Regions from separate parts of the Homo sapiens genome. Here region 1 is linked to region 2. A link is a contact called in ENCODE Hi-C or POLR2A ChIA-PET data. All regions are on one chromosome and are shown on one strand. The core of a region is the stretch at or near the end of the contact, and the rest is flanking DNA. Distances in the headings are between cores, read along the strand shown.

What was found. Hi-C counts contacts between places; a loop is a spot of excess contacts on that map. ChIA-PET counts read pairs that join two places held with the same protein, here RNA polymerase II (POLR2A). Pooled maps may share reads with other maps.
Region 1: a loop to region 2 is called in a pooled map, with 5 times the contacts of the local background. The contact joins two enhancer-like sites. A Hi-C loop is called at or near these places in 5 of 50 pooled maps. POLR2A ChIA-PET finds 5 or more read pairs at or near these places in 3 of 52 experiments (PC-9, activated B cell and common myeloid progenitor, CD34-positive).

Annotation. Positions count from the first base shown.
Region 1 is chr5:149,827,229-149,830,702 of GRCh38, forward strand. All of the region lies in intron 3 of PPARGC1B (PPARG coactivator 1 beta), which reads left to right. Among named protein-coding and RNA genes, the nearest start is that of MIR378A, 96 kb to the left of the region's middle. Within about 2 kb of position 1,368, at least 5 of the 41 ENCODE cell types and tissues checked have a DNase peak (open chromatin) inside an H3K27ac peak, as active enhancers do.
Region 2 is chr5:149,679,408-149,682,723 of GRCh38, forward strand. No RefSeq gene overlaps it. Among named protein-coding and RNA genes, the nearest start is that of PPARGC1B, 49 kb to the right of the region's middle. RefSeq lists enhancers at 947-1,266, 1,357-1,406. Within about 2 kb of position 1,449, at least 10 of the 41 ENCODE cell types and tissues checked have a DNase peak (open chromatin) inside an H3K27ac peak, as active enhancers do.

The sequences.
Region 1 (3,474 bases), core at 118-2,617, 150 kb after region 2:
ACAGTTAAAAGCAAAACCTCCTTAGCCCTCTCTCTGTTGCTTTTTCCTGTCCCAGAGGTAACCATGGTTACTGATCTGTTATGTGACTTTCCTCTTCTACCTTTTAAAAGATTTTACTACAAAAGGGAGTCTACATTAGGGCTCTGCACGTTGCTTTCACGGTTAACTGTGTGTCTTGGAAGCTCTTCCACATGAGCACGTAGAGCTCTGTTTCATTCTTTGTGTTGGCTGTGTAATGTTCCTTGGTAGGGTTTCACTGGTTCCCCTGTTGGGTATTTGTGTTGTTTCAACTCCTTCCTCATTACAAGCAGTGGCACAGTAACTGTTCTTATACAGGCCTTTGTGACATGTAAATGGACAAATTCTTAAAAATGAAATTCCTGGGTCTGTGGATCTGTGATTTTCCAGTTTAAGCAGATACTTGCAGATTGCCCTCCAAAGATGTTGGACTGGTTTACACTTCCACCAGCAGAAGTTAAATGCGGTGTGAGCGTGTGCGGAATGTGGAAATGTGCACATGGAATAGCAGCTTTCTAGGGAGAACATCAGATTTTATCAGATTTTCAAAGGAGTCTGGAACTCAGAAGTTACTGGAAGCAGTCGCTCTCAATCCGGGCTGAGAGCACCCATAGCTGAGCTGTCCTGGAGTGTGAAGTCTAGCTTTGCTCAGCCTGTCTTGGGCCCCTCCCTTGGTGCTGTGGCTCCTGGAGGCTGGCAGGACTCAGCTAGAAAATCAGAGCCTGTTGGAGCCGGGAGGGTTCTTAGGTTATGGAGAGTTTGAGCTGGAAAGGCCCTTGGTGACCCTCAAGCCCAGCTCTGGAAAAACTGTGGCCCAGAGTGGGGAGGGTATCTCCAGTAGTCACACAGCAAGTCAGTGTGCCAGCAAAGACTAGAACTCAGGTATTCACTCCTAGTCTAGGACCCTTTCCCTTCCTTCCCACTGCCTTCAAGTTCCCCAAAGCAGCGTGAAGCACCCACCATGCCAGGCACAGAATATGTTCAGTCCCACATTATGGCTCCTGCCGAGAGGGGGTCCTGCTTCATTTCAGACTGGAATCGAAGCACCTAGGTTTGAATCCCAGCCCTGCCATTTAGTACTTGTATGTCCCTTAGGCATACATCCTGAACCTCTCTAAGCCTCGGCTTCCTGATCTATAAAGAGGGGTTAATAATAGTGCCTATGTCAAAGGCTATTAGGAGGATTACAGCAGATAATACACATAAAGCACTTAGAACAGTGCCTGGCACATAGAGTTGCTCAGTAAATGTGAACTAATACTTCTGGTACAACCATTAGTGGTAACAAGCATTCTAGTGCCATTTCTTCACGGGGCCTTTGGAGAAGAACCAAAGCTTAAAGAGGCAAAGCGCGACCCCTGCTGGTCAAAGGTTGTTTCCCTCCCATGCCTTAGATTACCTTCATTCCCTACATGCTTATTGAGTGCCTCTGTTTCAGCCATTGTGCAAGGCACACAGGAAACAGACTTGCTGTCTAGACTCCCTGCATACCGACAGAGATCTGGAAGGGCCCTGAGGGACCGGGCACAGTGGCTTATACCTGTAATCCCAACACTTTGGGAGGCTGAGTGGGAGGATCCCTTGAAGCCAGGAGTTTGAGACCAGCCTGGGCAACATAGGAAGATCCATCTCTATGATTTTTTTTTTTTTTTAAATTAGCCCGGTATGGTGGCACGTGCCTGTAGTCCCAGCTACTCTGGAGGCTGGGGTAGGAGGATTTTCTAAAGCCAGGAGTGTGAGGCCTCAGTGAGCTAGGATCATGATACTGCATTCAAGCCTGGGTGACAGAGCAAGACCCCATCTCTTTAAAAGACAAAAAGCAAACAAACAAAAAGGCCCTGAGAAGTCATCTGGACCTCAGGTTGGGCCATGGATCCCAGAGAGTCCAGCGATGGACTTGTAAGGACCTGTGGACCTCTGTGTGTCTGTGTGATTTTCTGAGGTCAGCAACTTCTGTCATATTCTTAGAGTCAAAAAAAGAGGTTTTAATCCAGCCATGTAGTCTCTCTGCCCCTGCTCATTACACCAATGGAGGAATCAAGGCTCTCACAGTGCACCGGGCCTGAGCCAGGCTAGAATGAGGTCTCTTTCCCCCAGTCCTAGGATCATTTCCCATCGAAAAAGTCACAAACATGTGGGTGCTGGTTTGGGGTTTAGGTGGGGTAGCCAGGATCCTGTGGCTCCTCAAGAGTGTGGAGTGGCCTTTTCTCTGGCTCCTGGCCTTTGGCATTCCTTGTTGGAGTGACTTGGGGTGGCATGTTCCCCAGGGAAACTCTCCGTGCTGTACTAAAATCTCATGATCTTTCTCAGTTTGTTATCAAGCTTGGCTAGGATCTCCGGCGGAAAATCTAGATGTATTCAACTTCCTGCTCTCTCAGCTCAGGTACACTCTGTACCTGCCCTCAGGGTGCAGAAGCAGAAGAGCTTTTACAGTTTTTATAGAAAAAAAAAAAAAAGCCAAACAAGCTTAAGTGTAGTCTTCCACTTGTGTAAAAACAACAGGGTAGGGCCAGGCACAGTGGCTTACGCCTATAATCTCAGCACTTTGGGAGGCCGAGGCGGGCAGATCGCTTAAGGTCAGGAGTTTGAGACCAGCCTGGCCAACATGGTAAAACCCCATCTCTACGAAAATACAAAAATTAGCTGGGTGTGGTGGCAGACGCCTGTAATCCCAGCTACTTGGGAGGCTGAGGCAGGAGAATCGCTTGAACCCGTGAGGTGGAGGTTGCAGTGAGCCGAGATCCTGCCACTGCACTCCAGCCTAGGTGACAGAGACTGCATCTCAAAAAAAAAAAAAAAAAAAAAAAAGAAAAAAAAAAAAAAACAGGGTGGGTTGGAGGTAATGACTACATACATATACTTGCATAATGAAAGCCCACCTCATGATAGGTTCACCGAAAAGTAGTTAGTGGAGTTGCCTCTAGGAGGCAGAAGGGGACTTTGAGCAAGAGAGAGACTTGCTTTTAATTGTCTGCCCTTTAGTATTTGTGATGTGTCTTCTTTTTTTTTTTTAATCATTTACAAGTATTACCTTGCTTAATTTAAGAAATTAATTTTTAGAGGTAATATGAATAAACAGAAAGAACAAAGGGGAAATCAGCTAGAATCCCATACCAGAGAATCATTTTGGTACCTAACCTTCCAGATTGTGTGTATGTGTGTGTGTGTGTGCACTCAGAATGTCCCAATAAAACTGTATCATAATATTTTAACAGTAGAATAGACAGACGTTACCCAAGACCTGCTTGAGTTTTTCTAAGTCATAGCTATTCCCTGGGGTTATTAACTCTGAAAAGGATTTGTATGTTATTAGCATACTTACGTGTGTTCGGGATTGTTAGACAATCTACCATCTGCACCTAGTATCTTGGGATCATCATCCCAGGTCATGGAATGCCCACCCTGTGTTCTCCCTGTGGTCCTGTGATGCCCAAGGTCAGTCCTGAGGGGCTGGCC
Region 2 (3,316 bases), core at 199-2,698:
GAGATTGCACATAGTTTAATTTTCCCTTAAATTTTCATTCACCGCACCCCATCTCTTCCAAATGCAACAGAATCTTTTTCCCCAAGGTGTCAATATTAGAGGGAATCATAATTTCTACTCTGGAACCCTTCCCTCTTCCTTGGAATTTGCTTCCCATGACTGCACACACTCAGGCCCCTCTTCTCTCTCGTAAATTCAGCTCCCAGCTGAAGAAACCAAAATACCAGGACGCAAGGACAGGGATGGTCTGTTCTGAGGATCTTCAGGGAATGAGCTATACCCATCTTCCTGTCAAAGGCATTTCCCAATTATTCTCCTGAAAGACCAAGGCAGTCTCCCTTCTGGGAAGAAGGGGAGAGGGTGTGGATACACATGCCTCACCCCCTGCCGCCTGTTAACATGTAGCTGAATTCTAGAGTCGTAACTTGATGTCCTGCAGTGTTAATTCCCATTTTACTGATGAGGAAAGGGTAGGTGGCTGTAGGGTGACATTGTATAGGCCATTTCTTCAACAGGATTTTGCTCGGTTCTGTTTTGAGCACCTGCGGTGGACCAGGCCCTGCTTTAGGTGCTGTCCACACAATGATGAGCAAGACAGTTCTACATCTCCCTGGAGCCTGAATATCTTTATCGGTATAGTGGGGACAAAAATCCCACAACAATGACTTGGCCCTTCTCAAGGTGTTGTGTGGAGATCAGCTGAGCTAATGGAGGAGAAAGTGCTTTGTAACATATTAAGGCATGATACCAACATGAAGAATGATCAGGTATAGAGTGAAAGTAGATGTTAAAAAAGAAGGCTTGTTTTTCTGCACTCTTTATTAAATGATAACAATAACAACCACTCATTGTGCACCTACTGTTTGCCAGCCATTTTATGCACATTCTTCCAAGACCTCACAGCAACCCCCAAGAGAGCTGTATGATCTCTTGCAGGGGCCAGGGCAGCTTGCCCTAGGTCACGCGGCTCGTGTGTCTTGGAGCCAGGATTTCAGCCAGCACGACCTGCCCATTTCCCTTTTGGCAGACTCTCATGTAGGCTGTGGGGCAGGGCCTAGGTATCCTGGAGAGAAGGACCAAGGAAAGGCTGAAGGTAGAATGGAAGAGGAAGGAAGAATAAATGCATCTCCTTCAGGATCACAGAGGCAAAGATGAGCCCTGGGGGTGCCAGGGAACTTCTCAGGAAACAGGCAGTCAGGGACAATGACTTAAGGGTTTGGTAAGAGTTTCTAAACCTTTGTAACTTCCTCTTATTGGTTCTTCCATTATTCAGGCCTTCTGCCTATGGGAAGAAGCAATGAAACACAGCCTCTGTCTACCCATATGTATTAAGTGCCTACTATAGTGCCAGGCAGGCAAAAGGAGATGGGCTGGGGAGATGTCTTTTCAGAGGCAGGAGGAAGGGAAGTGTTGAGGAGTCCTGTGATGCACCCACTGTGGCTGAGAATGAGAACTCCAGAGGACTGAGAGCATGGGGGTGGCTCAAAAGAGGAACGGAAAGCCCATGAGTCTCTAGGGCCTTCAGAGAAGAAGAAAAGGGGAACAGGGAGGCATAAGCCCAACCTGGTCCTGAGCTGGGTGGGCCAAGAAGGGCGAGGACTTGGCCCTGACCCTGCCACAGGCTGTCACAGGGTTGAAATTGGGCTTGGGCTGGGCTATGTCCTCCTTGGCCCTCCAAGCCCTGAAGTTCCTCTTCCTCCTCCCTCCTCCCTCCCCTGCTCCACAAGCACCCACTCTTGCATTCTTGGGGAATCAAAGGCTAAAAATAAACAGTTGCCACCAGACTCTGGGCCCAGGGGGGAATGGGTTCCACAGGAGTCCTGTGGACAGTGGGTTGAGGCTGGGGCGAGGGGACGGAAGGTGGGGGGACAGCTAAAGGTCTTAGGACTCCCCCAAGTGGTGATGCAAATAGTCCCCCCACCCCCCACCCTGGCTCTGGAAGAGCCAAGCCTTCTAGCCTTCAACTCCATGACCTTCTACAGCTAGGGCTATTTGGATCCTGGGCAATGTCACTGTGCCTGCTGGAGAGATAGAGCATGTGGCAAAAAATAGCTTCACCTCCTTGCAGTATTCCTACCCATAACTGGACTCAGAGAGTCTTTATCAGTCCAAAGGCATTCTCCCAGTGGAGCAAAGGTGCTTTTCTGGGAAGGCAGAACCCGTGACTCCTCAGCCCAGAGAATACTTAGTGGGGTTCTCCTTACCGAGAGCATCGCTGGAATCCTTTGGAAGAGAGTCCAGTTTTTGGGGTGGAAGGCGGGGTGGGGAGTGGGAGCCGATGTCAACTAGCAGCACACATCTGTCATCTAAGAAATCTTCTTGGGTCTTAGCTGTCCTCCACTCTTCTGTCTGTGTCACTAACAAACACAAGTCCACTTCCAAAACTTACTTGATGGATTCATGGAATGTTCCAATCGAGTAATTGCCCAGACTTTTGTCTCTAGGAATCCAGGGGCTGGGAGACCCTCCCTGGCTCTGTGTTAACTCCATATTTAGCCATAAAGAGACTGCACCTCCAGGGTCAAGGACCCTGGTGCCTCTGAAAATATTAATAAGAACAATAATAACAACACTAGCTACCATGCATGGAGCACTGCTGATGTACCAGGCATTGTGGTCATGACTTTATGTGGATTATCTCCCTTAATCCTCACAACAACGCATGTTATAGTTTCATACCCATTTTACAGGTGGGAAAAATGAGACCTGGGGAGATTAAGTTGCTGCCATTTGCACACACATAGTCAGTGATGGAGCCCAGATGAGATGGTTTATAACAGTCTGACTCCAGATCCCATACTCTGAGCCTCTACGGAAAATGTTCTGTTTCAGATGAAGGACCCACCAGGGAACAGGAAAGAAAGGCTCAAGGCCAGTGGCAAGAGTCCCCAGAACATTTCCCTGGAGAACTTTCACTGTGCCCTGTCCACTGCTGTGTCCCCACAATTGCATTCTGCAATCCCACTAGCAATGGCTTGGTCAGAGGTCGAGCCACCCTGACCTCTCGGGCCCTTGCATACGCAGTTCCATCTGTCTCAAATGCCCTTCCCTCTGCGCTGAACTTGGCCAACTCCTGCCCAGATTAATAGCTCTTTCCTCAGAGAAGCCTGACCTGGCCAGATTCAGTCTCACCACGCCATGTAACTCTGTCTTACAGGCTCTAGCACAGTTGTTATGGAAATGTGTGTTAGAATTTATGGTATCTGTCTCTGAAAGGAATGTAAGCAGGAACCGTGTCTATCTTGTTCACCGAGATATTCCTGCAACTTAGCCCAGTGCCTGGCACATAGTAAGTGTTCAGTAAGTACTTTTGAAG